Linked DNA regions of Homo sapiens: region 1 is linked to region 2. Evidence: read pairs that join two places in POLR2A ChIA-PET (ENCODE). Cell type or tissue: Panc1. All regions are shown on one strand. Links, peaks and the distances in the headings refer to the core of each region. The heading gives the core; the rest is flanking DNA.

What was found. Peaks named below come from ENCODE experiments on the same cell type or tissue, not always from the same donor. Only the 100,000 strongest peaks of a DNase experiment are listed, where the experiment ranks them.
Region 1: POLR2A ChIA-PET joins it to region 2 with 9 read pairs; 2 of 35 experiments call an interaction of 5 or more read pairs at or near these places.

What each region holds. Positions count from the first base shown.
Region 1 is chr2:11,734,289-11,742,891 of GRCh38, reverse strand. LOC124907735 (a long non-coding RNA gene) reads left to right here. Exons shown (of 2, transcript XR_007086220.1): 2 at 1,590-2,956. It also overlaps a transcript of LPIN1 not described here. Among named protein-coding and RNA genes, the nearest start is that of LPIN1, 8.0 kb to the left of the region's middle. RefSeq lists a silencer at 3,435-3,729 and an enhancer at 3,938-4,237. In Panc1, for the core only: CTCF peaks have their summits at 4,023 and 4,224 (motif pointing left); no DNase peak of the experiment used is centred there; H3K27ac peaks cover 845 bases.
Region 2 is chr2:11,270,163-11,278,765 of GRCh38, reverse strand. The region is part of intron 3 of ROCK2 (Rho associated coiled-coil containing protein kinase 2); the gene reads left to right. Among named protein-coding and RNA genes, the nearest start is that of ROCK2, 70 kb to the left of the region's middle. In Panc1, for the core only: no CTCF peak of the experiment used is centred there; no DNase peak of the experiment used is centred there.

The DNA of each region.
Region 1 (8,603 bases), core at 2,947-5,446, 460 kb before region 2:
CACGCACAGGTGCTTGAAAGAAGGCCGTGGCTGGCCGCTGGTGGGCGGGGGAGCTCGGGAGCTCACAGCAAGCCCCATGCCTGTCTCCCACTGGATGAAGCCAGAGGGGGTCTGGAACGCCCTTTCTCCTCTGGTCAGATTGGGAACAATTCATAATGAGCGGGGCTAAGACACAGAACAGCAGAGAGGCAGGAAAGAAGAAAGAGACCAAGGTGCGAGGAGCGGACAGGGAAAGAGACCTCAACATGACCAGGGATGGGAGGAGAGAACTCCATTACTTAGAAACAGTGGCTGCTATGCTGGGAAGTGTGGACTGTTACAGTGGGCTCTAATTCCAGGAGGAACAAAAAGACCCCGCATATCACCATGAGTCAGTCCTCTGAGTCGCCATGACCCATGACCTTGCTAAACAAGTGTGGGGCTGTCACAGCCTTAAGCAGCACATCTCAAGTCTCACATTCTCCAGTGCTAAGAAAACAGCTACACAGACAGAATGCTAAGGAGAGCTCAGAAGTAGAAAACCCTTAAGAGTCCCCCCTTCCTTAGATAGGAAAACTGAGGCCCAGAGAGGCAAACAATGGGTCAGTATGTGTGTCTAAACTTATCTAAACATAGAAGAGGTATAGTAAAAATACGGTATTAGAATCTGATGGGAGCACCATCGTATACGCAGTCTGTAGTTGACCAGAACATTGGTATGCGGCACATGACTGTAGATCTTCTCATTAATAATAGGCAACCTGGTCAGGTGCACGAAGTCTAGGGTTCAGAATCCAACAGGCTCAAATTCAAGTCCAGCTCAGCCACGTGGCTGAGTGCTGTCTGAACCTCAGCGTCCTCAGCTGTTAAACAGAGGTAACCATCCCCATCTCAGCAGCTTTGGGAGGAAATTAAATGAGATATATTGGGATCCAGATAACCAATAAAATATCAAATCACTTTACCAGTTCAAGCTCTTACCACTCAGTGATTGCATGGACTTATCACTGACGAATGAACTCAGGAGTTCAGGAGTTCGAGACCAGCCTGGGCAACATCCTCACCCAGCTAATTTTTGTTTTGTTTGGTTTGGTTTTGTTTTTGAGATGGAGTCTCACTCTGTCGCCCAGCTGGAGTGCAGTGGCACGATCTCGGCTTACTGCAAGCTCCGCATCCCAGGTTCACATCATTCTCTTGCCTCAGCCTCCTGACTAGCTGGGACTACAGGCACCCGCCACCTTGCCCGGCTCATTTTTTGTATTTTTAGTAGAGACAGGGTTTCACTGTGTTAGCCAGGATGTGTATTTTTTTATAGAGACAGGGTTTCGCCATGTTGCCCAGGCTGGTCTCAAACTCCTGAGCTCGAGTGGCAATGTTTGGAACCAATTTACGCAGTTCTTTTCCTTGCAGTTGCCAAACAATATTATTTATCTAATGGTCATAACACCTTAACAGTAATAGAACTACTGAACAGCAGTGCTTACTCTGCTCATGGATGAGGTTTCTAGTTGTCTTCTGTTAAGCAGGTGGCCTTGAATTCTGGCAGCTCACGCTTCAGAGTTACCTGTGGACACACGACATCATTCACAAAATGTTCTTTTTCTCTCCAGTGTCTCTCGAGAATGAAAATGACCAGGCCATCCTCACATTCTACAGAGGTTAACCCAGCAACTTAGGGACACAGCTGGGGCAGGACTCCCGGGCTCCTGGTCAGTCCCTCTATGGGGATGCTAAGCCTCAGGGCTGACATCTCTTAGCTCTGCCTTCCAGGGAGAATTTCACAGGGCCTCCCATTTGTGCTGCTGTGAAGGCCGTCCTGCTCCTTGTCAAGCCTGTCTTCTCCGTGGCTTGAGGAAGATCTCTTTCGTGCCCAAATTGTGAATAAGTAAACTGGATGCAGCATCTCTGATTGCTCTGGGAAGAAATTTATGAGAAGTGCCTGAGAAAAGTCATGATTTTATGCCTCTGCTAAGCAACCTGTTGGACACTGCTTGGTATCTACAGCTAAGTGGTTCCCTGTTCAGACCTGCTTCCTCTGATTAGCAGCCACAGATCTTCTGGGTTTTCACTTGTTTATTTCTGTTTATTGTCATCTCTGGGAAGATGGCTTCAAATTTTTTATCCCCCAATTATTTAACCCCATATCAATTGATAAGAAGATCTTTTCTTTCTTTCTTTCTTTCTTTCTTTTCTTTTCTTTCTTTCTTCCTTTTTTTTTTTTTTTTTTTCGAGATAGAGCCTCACTGTGTCACCCAGGCTGGAGTGCAGTGGGGTGATCTTGGCTCACTGCAACCTCCACCTACCAGGTTCAAGCAATCCTCCTGCCACAGCCTCCCAAGTAGCTGGGATTACAGATGAGTCCCACCACACCCAGCTAATTTTTGTATTTTTTTTTATAGAGACAGGGTTTCGCCATGTTGCTTAGGCTTGTCTGGAACTCCTGAGCTCAAATGATCTGCCTGCTTCGACCTCGCAAAGTGCGGGGAAGTTATAATTGAAGGGTGTGATGGTTAATTTTTGGTGTCAACTTGACTGGGTTAAGGGATACCCAGATAGCTGGTACAGCATTGTCTCTGGGGATGTCTTTGAGTGTGTTTCTGGTAGAGGTTGGCATTTGGATCAGTGAACTGAGTGAGGAAGGAAGATTCATCCTCACCTGTGTGGGCTGGGCTCCATCCAATCAGTTGAATTCCTCAATAGAACAAAAGGGCTGAGGAAAGGCAAATTCACTCCCTTTTCTGAAGCTGGGACACCCTCCTTCTCCCGCGCTTGGACATCAGCACTCCAGGGTCTCCAGCCGTCGGACTCCAGGACCTGCACCGATGGCCCCTCAGGTTCTCAGGCCTTTGCACTCAGACTGAGCTATGTCACCAGCTTCCCTGGTTCTCTAGCTTGTAGACAGCAAATCATAGGACTTCTCAGCCTCCATAATCATGTGAGCCAATTTCCAAATTAAATCCCCTCTCATTTATCTATATCTCTATCTATCTTATTTGGTTGTTTCTCTGGAGAATCCTGATACAAAGGGTTTACATTGAATGTCATTCGCATATGGTTATATAAATAGTAGCCGTTTTAACACCCTCATCTAATTCTATCATGAATGTCATTTCTGGATCTGTTTATATTGATTGATTTTTCTCCAGATCCTAGGTCATATTATCCTGCTTCTTTGCAAGCCCAGTATTTTTGTTTGGACACGGGACATTGTCAGTTTTGTACTGTTGGTGGCTAGATTTTATTATATTCCTTTAAACAGTGTTGTGCTTTGTTCTGAGATGCAGTAAAGTTACTTACGATTAGTTTGATCTTTTTGAGCCTTGATGTTCAACATTGTTACGGCAGATCCAGAACAGCCTTTGTTTTAGGACTAATTTGTCACCTCTTTGAGGCAATTCTCTTCTACTTTTCTCCTCGATGTCCTGAATTTTAGGGGGTCTTCCCAGTCTGGCTGATGGAAATGTAGTTTTTGTTGCATAAAATTTACCTCAAAACTTAGCAGCTTGAATCAACAGGTATTTATTCCCTGCAGTTTCTTGTGTCAGGAATCCAGGAGTGGCCCAGCTGGTGGCTCTAACTCAAGCTCTCTCGTGAGGTCGCAGTCAAGGTGATGGCTGGATTGGAGCCCTCTGACTGGGGCCAAAGGATCTGCCTCCAGGACGGTGACTCACATGGCTGTAGCCAGGGGCTCCATTTCTTGCCTCATGGACCTGTCCGGAGGCTGATTGAGCAATACAGCTTCTGGCTTTCCCCCAGAGGGGCTGACCCAAGAGAGAGCAAGCAGGAGCCACAAGGCTTTCTACACCCTAGTCTCTAAAGTCACAAACCATCATCGTCACTTTCACCACATTCTGTCCTTTAGAAACATATTAGTAAGCCCAGCCCACATTCAAGGGAGGTAGGTGTAGGCGCCTCTTTTTGAAAGGAAGACTATCAGATAATTTAGGGATCTATTTCTAAGCTGCTCTCACAGACACACAATATCCCCAGGCCTGAGTGATTTCTGGAGATCGTTCTGCCTGCAAGCTCCTTCCTTGGTGGTTTCCTCACATTCATGTGCAGACCAGTACTCAGCTGAAGACTCAAGGCACTCCTTGCAGATCTCTGAACCATTCTCTGTGGCTCCTTCTTCTGCAGATCTCTGCCCTGCAAATTCTAGCTCCCTTGGCCTCCCGGAAGCCCACACTCCATCTCCTGAGCTGGGCAGGCCCTCAGGCTCTGTTTGGGCTCCCTCTCCTGGCACTGCTGAGGTGGACACTTGTGAGGCTGCTCTTATTGCTTCCCCTCTCCCAGGAATCCCTGTCCTGTTCTGCCTATTGTCCAGTGTCCACTAACTGTTGTTTCACATACTTGTCCAGCTTTCCGGCTGTTTTTAAGACAGGAGGGTAAACCTGCTCCCTGTTATTCCATCAGGACCAGAAGTGGGACTCCCCAGCAGCGGTGCTGGCTCCTGAAAATGAGTCAGCGGCCATGTAGCAGAGGGGAGACTGACACCCTCCCCTCTTCTTCTTCTTTTTTTTTTTTTTTAATTATACCTTAAGTTGTGGGATACATGTGCAGAACGTGCGGGTTTGTTATATAGGTATACACATGCCATGGTGATTTGCTGCACCCATCAACTCATCATCTACATTAGGTGTTTCTCCTAATGCTATCCCTCCCCTAGCCCCCCACTCCCCAACAGGCCCCAGTGTGTGATGTTCCCCTCCCTGTGTCCATGTGTTCTCATTATTCAACTCCCACTTATGAGTGAGAACATGCGGTGTTTGGTTTTCCGTTCCTGTGTTAGTTTGCTGAGAATGATGGCTTCCAGCTTCATCCATGCCCCTACAAAGGACATGACCTCATCTTTTTTATGGCTGCATAGTATTCCATGGTGTATATGTGCCACTTTTTCTTTATCCAGTCCATCATTGATGGGCATTTGGGTTGGTTCCAAGTCTTTGCTATTGTAAATAGTGCTGCAATAAACATACATATGCATGTGTCTTTATAGTAGAATGATTTATAATCCTTTGGGTATATACCCAGTAATGGGATTGCTGGGTCAAATGGTATTTCTGGTTCTAGATCCTTTAGGAATCGCTACACTGTCTTCCACAATGGTTGAACTAATTTACACACCCACCAACAGTGTAAAAGTGTTCCTATTTCTCCACATCCTCTCCAGCATCTGTTGTTTCCTGACTTTTTGATGATCGCCATTCTAACTGGCGTGAGATGGTATCTCATTGTGGTTTTGATTTGCATTTCTCTAATGATCAGTGATGAAGAGCTTTTTTTCATACATTTGTTGGCCACATAAATGTCTTCTTTTGAGAACTGTCTGTTCATATCCTTTGCCCACTTTTTGATGGGGTTGTTTGGTTTTTTTCTTGTAAATTTGTTTAAGTTCCTTTTAAATTCTGGGTATCAGACCTTTGTCAGGTGGGTAGACTGCAAAAATTTTCTCCCATTCTGTAGGTTGCCTGTTCACTCTGATGCTAGTTTCTTTTGCTGTGCAAAAGCTCTTTAGTTTAATTAGATCCCATTTGTCAATGTTGGCTTTTGTTGCCATTGCTTTTGGTGTTTTACTCATGAAGTCTTTGCCCATGCCTATGTCCTGAATGGTATTGCCTAGGTTTTCTTCTAGGGTTTTTATGGTTTTAGGTCTTATGTTTAAGTCTTTAATCCTTCTTGAGTTAATTTTTGTATAAAGTGTAAGGAAGGGGTCCAGTTTCAGTTTTCTGCATATGGCTAGCCAGTTTTCCCAGCACCATTTATTAATAGGGAATCCTTTCCCCATTGCTTGTTTTTGTCAGGTTTGTCAAAGATCAGATGGTTGTAGATGTCACACCCTCACTTCTAATCTGACATTACCTCGCTCCCTCCTCCTGGTCCACTTCCCTATAAAAGTGATGCCCTTTGGCATACACTTCAGATCAGCACATCTGTGTCTAGCACTCCAGGCTTCATCCTTCTTCCCAGCTTTCCCCAGCCTTGTAGTCCACACTGCCTCCTTTGCCAGTCCCAGGGATGATATTCAAACTATTAGGCATGCCATGAACATGAGCCAATCAGAGCAGACACCAGCCACAGCAGAGCAGGGACCTGCTGGCTTATGGAGAGGGCTGCAAAGGGAAGGGGGCAAATCTAAGAGAATAGATGAGATGGCAGGAATGAGGCCACTTAGGGGACTGGGGACAGTGACTGCAATGGATATTTCTAAATTTCTAGTATTTCAATCATTGGCAAGGTCATAGCAGTGTATACCGGATGAATCTACCAAAGAAGAAAACATTTTTGGAATTGCTTTTTAGCTTCAACTGAGAAATGCATCTGCTATTGACTGAATCTTTGTGCCCCCCAAAATTCATCTGTTGAAACCCTAGTCCCCACTGTGCTGGTATGATGAGGTGGAGCCTTTGGGAGGTGATTAAGTTCAGATGAGCTCATGAGGGCAAGACCTCCATGATGGGATTTGTGCCCTTATAAGAAGAGGAGGAGACCAGAGCTCACTCTGTGTCATGTGAGGACAGTGGGAGAAGGCAGCTGTCTGCAAGCCAAGGAAAGTGGACATCACCAGAACCCAACCCTGCCGGCACCCCAGTGGCAGAGGTCCAGCCTCCAGAACCATGAGATAGAAATTTCTGTCTTTTAAGCCACCCAGCCTATGATATGTGTTCTAGCAGCCTGACCTAAGACAGCATTCTAAAGAGACCTGAAAAGATGCTCGCATCCTAAAGGGCATCAAATTGGTTTCAAATCCACAGAATCAACCTAGACTGAAGGCACCCCAGTGCTCAATTCTTCCCCAGGCTGCCCCAACACAGAGCTCACCAACCAGCCATAGAAACTGGAACCCCAAAGCTAAGGTGTCAGTCAGCTGAGTGATCAGTTTCTGGCCTCAGTGAGGGAAGCTGACTTCCAAATAAAATCAGGTTTCTGCAAAGAAGACACTGTGCAACCTGTGACAGTACTAGGACACCTGAGCCAGCCCCCCAGAGTCATAGCTCAGCCACTAAATGCCTCAGCAGATAGACCTTTGAACCCAGTTAAGATAAAATCTACAGTGCTAAGTGATATAACCATTTATCAGCTCTAAAGAATGAATTAGGAAAGCAGAAAAAGACTGAATTTGCTAACAAATCATATCATTTCATGGGAAGAATGTAAATGCTGTTTGCCTATATAGCCATTCACTTTGGCACGTGCCTGTTGCCTAGAGCCTAACACAACCCCTTTCATCGTTGACCTAGAACCTGGGGTTGGTGAGGAGAGTAACTATACTCTGAGGACTTCATTCGTCTCACATTTCCCCTATTCGACAATGTCCAGTGTATGCCAGACCCACAGAAAGGTCTCAGAAGACTTGTTGAAGGACTAATGGGTTGATTGGCTAAGCTAAGCTATCACAGGAAAGGGACAAGACACTTAGGAGAGTTATTGTCAATCTCCTAGATTCAAATACATGTTCCTGTGTACTTAGGAAAGCAAAATTGAATTTTCCTTTAACCTAAAGCATAACATTAATATAATACTTAACAAAACCACATACACCTAAAAGGAGCATCAAAGATGTAAGAGGAACATTATCCCCCTCCAAGGGTACCATGGGAACACTTTCTTTTTTTTTTTTTTTGAGACAGAGTCTTACTCTGTCAGCCGGGCTGGAGTGCAGTGGCACAATCTCGACTCACTGCAACCTCTGCCTCCCAGGCTCAAGCAATTCTCCTGCCTCAGCCTCCCAAGTAGCTGGGATTACAGTCGTGTGCCACCATGCCCGGCTAATTTTTGTATTTTTAGTAGAGACGGGGTTTCACCGTGTTGGCCAGGTTGGTCTCGAACTCCTGACCTCAGGTAATCTGCCCGCCTCGGCCTCCCAAAGTGCTGGGATTACAAGCATGAGCCACCGCGCCCAGCCAGGAACACTTTCTGAATAACCTTCTGGTCTCTGCATCCCTTGTTCCTTCTGTCTCGTCAAAGGAGCTGTGCAGCTGTAGCTCAACTGTTCCTTTCTAACGCAAGGGTAAATACAAATCAAAAAATTTTTTTGCATTCTCTCTCATGCAATAAGGGAAAGAGACTGCCTTCCCCCCGCTTCTCTAAGAGCATTTACTATAGTATACATGTCACTGTAAATTCTTTCTCTGTCCCTTTGAGATGTTGTAAATCTTTTGAAAAGCTAAATAAGCCTGTGGCCACCTGTAAAACTCAGGAGTGTTTCCTAAGAGATCTGGAGGCCGCCTCTTTGAAATGTAAACATCAGGGAAGACAGCACCCCATCTTCTACCTTCCATGAGAAGGTAAAAGAGAGCCTATCTGGCAGGAGACTTGCTCCAAGATGCAAAACTATCTCCTGTCCAGATGGATTTTTTTCCCTCTTGGGTCTTGGGTAAAAGCAATTAGCTAATGCAGATTACCAGGTGAATTCAAGATGAACTGAGAAGGATAAAGGGTGCCGTCAAGTGCTCTTACTTGAGGACTAGTTATGGTTTATCTTCAGAACATGTAAACAATGGGTTGTATTTGCTTGGCTATAAAAAAGGGTGAGTTTCTCTCTGTCACGTTATTATTACTATCATCCATCCCTCATCCTATGTGTTCTCAAAGGGCGTGAGTGAGGACAGAAGAAAAGTTGGTCA
Region 2 (8,603 bases), core at 2,359-4,858:
CGGCAGGCACCTGTAATCCCAGCTACTTGGGAGGCTGAGGTGGGAGAATCGCTTGAACCCAGGAGGCAGAGGTTGCAGTGAGCCAAGATCGCACCATTGCAGTTCAGGCTGGGCGACAGAGTGAGACTCTGTCTTAAGAAACCAAAATAAAATAAAACTACCTTTACAATCCAGCAATTCCACTAGTAGGTATATATCTAAAGGAAGTGAAATCATTATTTAGTAGAGGTATCTGCATTCTCATGTTCATTGCAGCATTATTCATAAGAGCCAAGATATGGAATCAACCTAAGTGTCTAACAATGGATAAAGAAAGATAATATGGTATGTATAAACAATGGAATACTATTTAGCCTTACAAAAGGAAGAAATCCTGTCATTTGGAACAACATAGATAATTGATGGTTGGAGGATCTTGTATTAAGTGAAATTAGCCCAGGCACAGAAAGAATACCACATGATATCACTTATATGTGGAATCCAGAAAAGCTGAGTGCATGGAAGTAGAGAATAGAATGGTGGTTACCAGCAGCTAGGGAGATCTTTGTCAAAGGATACAACATTTCAGTTAGATGGGAGGAATAAGTTAAAGAGATTTATGGTACAACATAGTGACTGTAGTTAATAATGTATTTTCAAAAAATCTCTAAAAGAATAGATTTTAACTGTTCTCAACACAGAAAATTAAAAGTATGTGAGGTAATGCTTATATGTTAATTAGCTGGTTTTAGCCATTCTACAGCATATACTTACTTCAAAACACCATGTTGAACACCATAAATATATGCAGTTTTTGTCAATTAAAAAATAAAATTTTTATGAAAGGAACTTCAAATGCTAAATGAGGAATCCTGCCTGTAAATCATGCTCTATGATTCCATAAGACATTCTGGAAAAAGACAACTTTGGAAGCAGTAAAGATTAGTGCTTGCTACCCAGAGGAAAAGAAGTCATACGAAAAAGATACTTGCACACACGTTTATAGCAGCACCATTCACAATTGCAAAATCTTGGGACCAACCCAAATGCCCATCAGTCAACGAGTGGATAAAGAAATTGTGCTATGTATATATGATGGAATACTACTCAGCCATAAAAAGGAATGAATTAACGGCATTCATAGTGACCTAGATGAGATTGGAGACTATTACTCGAAGTGAAGTAACTCAGGAATGCAAAACCAAATATCGTATGTTCTCACTGATATGTGGGAGCCAAACTATGAGTACGCAAAGGCATAAGAATGATACAGTGGACTTTGGGGACTTGAGGGGAATGATTGGAGGGGTGCAAGGGATAAAAGACTACAAATAGGGTGCAGTGTATACTCTTGGGGGATGGGTGCACCAAAATCTTACACATCACCATCAAAGAGCTTACTCATGTAACTAAACACCACCTGTACCCCAATAACCTATAACCTATGGGGGAAAAAAAGATTGGTGGTTGCCAGAAGGTTGTGAAGGGGTGAATGGGTGGAGCACAGCGGATTTGTGGGGCAGTGAACCTATTCTGTCTGTTACCATATTGGTGGATACATAACATTTTATCTGCTAAGGCCATAGAATTGTATAGCACAAACAGTGAACCCTAATGTGAACTCTGGACTTCGTTAATAGTAATGTATGAATATTGCTTTATCAGTTGTAACAAATGTACCACACTAATGCATTCCTGTAATATGTTAATATTAGAGGAAACTGAAAAAGAGAAGGGGACAGGGAGTATATAGTAAATTTGTGTACCCTATTCGGTTTTTCTGTAAACCTAAAACTGTTCTAAAAAATAAAGTCTATTAATAAAAACATGAAAAAAGAAATATACTCACAGTTTATCCAAGTCCCCTTTCAAATCACAGCATACCACTTCACGGGGGGTGTAAAATACCTTATAATAACAAAATAATCCTAATTCCTTCCTCCTGTTACGTCTATCATTGCTGTTATTCATTTTGTGCATATATATGTATACATACACACACACCAGTACACATACAGACAAGCATATGTTACTGAATATATTGTTGCTGTTATTATTTTGAACAAATTTATTTGTTAGATCAGTTAAGAACATGAAAATAACAGTTTTTGTTTTACTTTCACTTATTTCCTCTATTTCTATTTTTGCAAGAAACATCATTGGAGTTACAGGGTTTGCATTGACTCTAGGTTGTTTTGGGTAATGGTCATTTTAACAATACTAAGTCTTCCAGTCTAATAACAAGGGACTGGGTTCCATTTACTTATGTCTTCTTTAATTCCTTTTAGCAGTGTTTTGTAGTTTTTATTAGATGTCTCTTTCAATTAAGTTAATTCCTAAATGTTCTTTTTGATGTTATTGTAAATGGAATTGTTTTTGTAATTTTCATTTTAGATTGTTTATTTTTAGTGTATAGAAATATAATTGACTTTTGAGTGTTGACTTTGTATGCCGCAATTTTGCCTAACTTATTCTAATACATTTTTTGGGAGGTGGGATCTTTAGGATTGTCTACATAAAAGATCATAAATCACTTATGGACAAAGATAGTTTTATTTATTTTTTATTATCTAATTTCTCTGGCTAGAACTTCCAGTGCTATGTTGACTAGAAGTGGCACAAGCCTTTTCTTGTTCTTTATCTTAGCGGAAAAACTTTTAGACTTTCACTATTGAGTATGATATTCACGTGGGTGTTTCACATATGTAGTTTATTACGTTGAGGTGGTTTTCTTTTACTCCTGGTTTGTTCAGTGTTTTCTTTTTGTAAATCATGAAAGAGTGTTGAGGCAGGGCACGGTGGCTCACGCCTATAATCCCAGCACTTTGGGAGGCTGAGGTGGGCGGATCACCTGAGGTCAGGAATTTGTGACCAGCCAGGTCAACATGGTGAAACCCCATCTCTTCTAAAAATACAAAAATTAGCCGAGTGTGGTGGCAGGCAGCTGTAATCCCAGCTGCTAGGGAGGCTGAGGCAGGAGAATCTGTTGAATCCGGGAGGTGGAGGTTGCAGTGAGCTGAGATTGCACCACTGTACTCCAGCCTGGGTGACAGAGCAAGACTTTGTCTCAAAAAAAAAAAAAAAAAAAAAAGATTGTTGAATTTTGTGAAATGTGTTTTCTCCCTCAATTGAAATGATTATGTGTTGCTTACCTTTATTCTGTTAATGTGGTTTAATACAGCGATTGATTTGCACATGTTTTACCATCCTTGGATTCTAGGAATAAATCATACTTGGTCATGATGTGGAAACCTTTTAATATACTGCTGATTTCAGTTTGCTAGTAATTTGTTGAGAATCTTTCTGTTAATTTTCAGAAGTGAAACTGGTTGATAGTTGTTTTCTCGTACAGTCACCTGCCCTTACCTGTAGTTTTGCTTTCTACAATTTCAGTTGCCCGCAGTCAACCAGGGTCTGAAAATATTACATACAATAAGGTATTTTGAAAGAGAGAGAGAGACCATATTCATATAGCTTCTATTAAAGTATATTGTATAATTGTTCTTATAATTCTTTTTTTTTTTTTTTTGACATGAAGTCTCGCTGTTGTCCCCCAGGCTGGAGTGCAATGGCACGATTACGGCTCACTGCAACCTCTGCCTCCCGGGTTCAAGCGATTCTCCTGCCTTAGCCTCCCGAATAGCTGGGATTACAGGTGCCTGCCGCCACGCCTGGCTAATTTTTGTATTTTTAGTAGAGATGGGGATTCACCATGTTGGCCAGGCTGGTCTCGACCTCCTGACCTCAGGGGATCTGCCCGCCTTGGCCTCCCAAAGTGCTGGGATTACAGGCATGAGCCACTGCTCCCGGCCTGTTCTTATTATTCTTAATTTTTACTGTTGCTTAGTTTATAAATTGAACTTTATCATAGATATGTATGTATAGGAAAAAACATAATATATATATAGGATTCAGTACTCTCCATGGTTTCAGGTAACCACTGGGGTCTTGGAATGTATTTCCTGAGGATAAGAGGGGACTACCGTGATGTCTTTATCTGTCCTTGGTATCAGGGTAATGCTGGCCTCATAGAATGAGTTAGGAGGTGTTCCTTCCTCTTCAGTTTTCTAGAGAAGTATGAGAATGATTGATGTTATTGAAATATTTGGTAGAACTCACCAGTGAAGCCATTAGGTAAAGAGCTTTTCTATGTCAGGAAAGTTTTGGTTACTGAATCAATCTCTTTACTAATTGTAGGTCTATTTATATTTTCTGGTTTTTTGTGTGAGTTAGTCTTGGTAGATTTTGTGTTTCTAGGAATTTGTCTGTTTTATCTAAGTTATTCTATTTGTTAACATAGAATTGGTCAGAGTACTCTCTTAATCATTTTAATTTTCGTAAAGTGGGTAGTAATGTCCCCACTTTTATTTCTGATTTTAATAATTTGAGCATTCTCTGTTTTTTTAATTAGTCCATCTAGCCAGAGGTTTGTGACTCTTTTGGATTGTTTCAAAGAACCAACTTTTGGTTTCATTGATTTTGTTGTTGTTGTTGTTGTTGTTGTGTTCTCTGTTTTATCTTTGCTCTAATCTTTATTATTTCCTTGCTTCTGATGGCTTTGGGTTTAGTTTGTTTTTCTCTTTCTAGTTTCTTAAATTGTAAAGTTTCGTTTTTAATTTCAGATCATTCTCGTTTTTTTAATGTAAGCATTTATAGCTATAAATTTCTCCCATATACTACTTTTGCTGTATTCCGTTAAGTTTTTTGTTGTGTTGTTTTCATTTGTCTCTGGAGTATTTCCTAATTTCCCTTCTGATTTCTTATATGATTCGTTGGTTATTTGTGTGTTGTTTAATTTCCATGTTTTTGTGGATTTTCTCATTGTAGTTATTTTATCGAAGTCTTTTTTTTTTTTTTTGAGATGGAGTCTTGCTCTGTCACCCAGGTTAGAGTGCAGTGGCGCAACCTCGGCTCACTGCCAGCTCCACCTCCCGGGTTCACGCCATTCTCCTGCCTCAGCCTCCTGTCTTTTATCGATTTCTGACTTCATCCCATTGTGGTTGGAAAATATACTTTGTATGTCTATCTTTTTAAATCTTTTGAGACTTAGTCTGTGGCCTGACATATGATCTGTTTTGGAAAATGTCCCATGTGCACTTGAGAATATTATATATGTTATTATGTGTTCTGTATATATCCCTAAGATCTAGTTAGTTTATTGTGTTAAGTCCTCTGTTTCTTTACTGTATTTCCATACTCCATTCTATTAAGTGATAATAGAGAATGAAAGTCTCCAACTATTATTATAGAGCTGTCTATTTCTCCCTCAGTTCTGTTTTTGCATCATATATTTTGATGGTCTGTTACTAGGTCTATAAATGTTTGTAATTGCTGTGTCTTCTTACTGTGTTGAAACTTTTATTAAGATATAATGTTTTTTTTTGTTTCCTGTAACCTTTATTGATTTAAAGTGTATTTGGTCTGATATTAGTATAGCCACTTCTGCTCTCTTTTGGTTACTATTTCCATCCTTCCACTATCAATCAGTTTGTGTCTTTGGATCTAAAGTGATTATCTTATGGACAATGCATAGATGGATCTTTTTTTTAATTCATTCTGCCAATCTCTGTCTTTTGATTGGAGAGTTTAACTCACTTACATTGAATGTCATTACTGGGAAGAAGAATTTATTTCTGTTATTTTGCTATTTGTTTTCTATATGTTGTAAAGCTTTTTTTTTTTTTTTTTTTTTGACCCTTATTTCCTGCATTTCTCTTGGCTTTTGTGTTCAGTTCATTTTCTTATAGTGGTATGTTTACATTCTTTCTCAATTTGTTTAGTATGTATTCTGTTTTCTTTGTAGATACCATAGGCATTACATTTAACATCCTAAACTTATAAAAATTCAGATGTCAATTTATACCAGCTTAGCTTCAAGAATATACAGTAACTCTTGCTCTTTTTTTTTTTTTTTTTTGAGACAGAGTCTTGCTCTGTCGCCCAGGCTGGAGTGCAGTGGCACCATCTTGGCTCACTGTAACCTCTGTCTCCCGTGTTCAAGTGATTTCCCTGCCTCAGCCTCCCGAGTAGCTGGGGTTACAGGTGCCCATCACCGTGCCTGGCTAATTTTGGTATTTTTAGTGGAGACCATGTTGGCAAGGCTGGTCTCAAACTCCTGACCTCAAATGATCCACCTGCCTCGGCCTCCCAAAGTGCTAGGGTTATAGGCGTGAACCACTGCAGCCGGCCAGCTCTGCTTCTTTAACAGCTCTGCCCTCACCCTTTCCAGTTGCTGTCACAGAATTACCTCCTTATTCATTATGTGCCCCAAACCATAAACTAATCACTTTAAATGCATCAATTTTTTATATAGAACAAAATGGGTTTATGAAACAAAGTTTCAATAATACTAGCTTTTAGATTAATAATTTAAAAATATGTATTGGCCTTTTAAATCATGTAGAAAGCAAAAAGTGCAATTATAATCCATTATTACAGTAATACTGGACTTTATAATTGTGTGTGTATTTACCTTTATTGAGATTTTTATTTCTTCACATGACTTCAACTTACTGTTTAAACAGTGTGTTTTCATTTCACCCTGTAGGACTTCATTGACCATTTCTTGCAGGTCAGGTCTACTGGTAACAAGCTCCCTTAATTTTTGTTTATCTGTTAATGTCTTAACTTTCCTGTCAGTTTAGGGAAAACACAACAACCAAAAAACCCAGTCAAACAATAACAAAGCTTTGTCACTTTCCAAGGCAGTCCTTTCCTCAGATCTGCTCCAAATGAACCTTTCAATTCTACTTTTTTTTTTTTTTTTTGAGATGGAGTCTCGTTCTGTCTCCCAGGCTGGAGTGCAGTGGTGTGATCTCTGCTCACTGCAAGCTCCGCCTGTCGGGTTCACGCCATTCTCCTGCCTCAGCCTCCCGAGTAGCTGGGACTACAGGTGCCCGCCACCACGCCCGGCTAATTTTTTTAGTAGAGACGGGGTTTCACCGTGTTAGCCAGGATGGTCTCGATCTCCTGACCTTGTGATCCGCCCGCCTCTGCCTCCCAAAGTGCTGGGATTACAGGCGTGAGCCACCGCGCCCAGCCCCGAACCTTTCAGTCCTTTCAACCTCAGATGGCATTGTTTCAAGTTCCCAGAGCACCATACCCCTTGAGTATATCCTATCAATATGCCCTTTAAAACAGGGCAACAGGTTTCTGGTTGCACAAGTAAGGAGCTTGGAAATCACCATCCATCCTAACAACAAATAAAATGCTGAAGAGACTGAAAAACCAACAGTGCTTCCGGGATCCAAAAGACAGGTGAGGACACCAAACAAACCACTGACCCCAAACTAGAGAGACAAACAAATAGCCATGGCTATAAGATCCAGGATTCATAAGCAGAAATTGCCACGAGAACCAGTGCTGAGGTAGGAAAACCTGAGCTGTAACTGACAAATTGCTGGGGGCTAAGTGGTGGTCAAGTCAGACAATTAAAAACTTGCAGGGGACCCAGTTATAGGTGAGCCCCCACACCTTTACAGATTTTATATCCAAGAGCTCAACCAGAGTCTCACAGTGAATATTGGAGAAAAATCTCCTCATGCTTCCAAGAAGATTAAAGGGAAAGGAACATTTTGAAATATGCCACAGCATTTGCTTCTTAACAAGGCCTGCCCTCCAGATGTAACCAGAGCATAATGGAACTTGGGGAAGGTTAATACACAACTCCAGCCCACACTAGCCATCCTATGACTCAGAAGCACATTTAAAGTTCACAGTATAGAGGCATAAGGATTCGCTGAGACCTAATCATAAGACTATAGAACACTGCCCACAAGATTGTAGAACCTAAAACTATAGGAAACATTGCCTCACTCTACACCTTATATTACTAAAGACCTATTTACAGAAGTTCCTTTTACTCAATGCATCATGTCCCGCTATCAAGGAAAAATTACAAAGCATACTAAAAGGCAGGAAAAAAGATTTTGAAGAGACAGTAAGCATTAGAAGCAAACATGGTAGGAACACTAAAATTATCAAACCAGCAATTTAAAAGAACTTTGATTAATATGCTAATGGATAAAATAGCATGCATGAATAGAGTGGTGATGTGAGTAGAGAGATAGAAATCCTAAGGAACAAGTGAAAATAAATTCTAGAGATCAAAAACACTTTTAACAGAAATGAAAAGTGCCTTTGATAGACTTATTGCTAGACTGAACAAGGTTGATAAAATATCTCTAAGTTTCAGGATATATCAATAGGTACACCCAAAACTGAAAGCATGTAGAGGGAAGACTGAAAACATCAGAACAGAATTATCACAGAACCATGGAACCACTAGAAAAGGTGTAAAATATGTGTAATGGGAATACAAGAAGAAGAAAAAAACAACAGAAGAAACATTTGAAATAATAGTGAAAATTTTACCCAAATTAATGTCAGACACCAAACCACAGATCCAGAAAGCCCAAAGAACAGAAAGCAGAATAAATGTCTTAAACGTTAGATTTAGGAATATCATTTTCAAACTATAGAAAACCAAGCATAAGAAAAAGCCTGAAAGCCAAGAGAAGAAAAAGCCTAACAAACCACACTTTACCTATACAGGAACAAAGATAAGAATTTTATCTGACTTCTCCTCAGAAACCATGCAAGCAAAAAGAGTGGAATAAAATTTT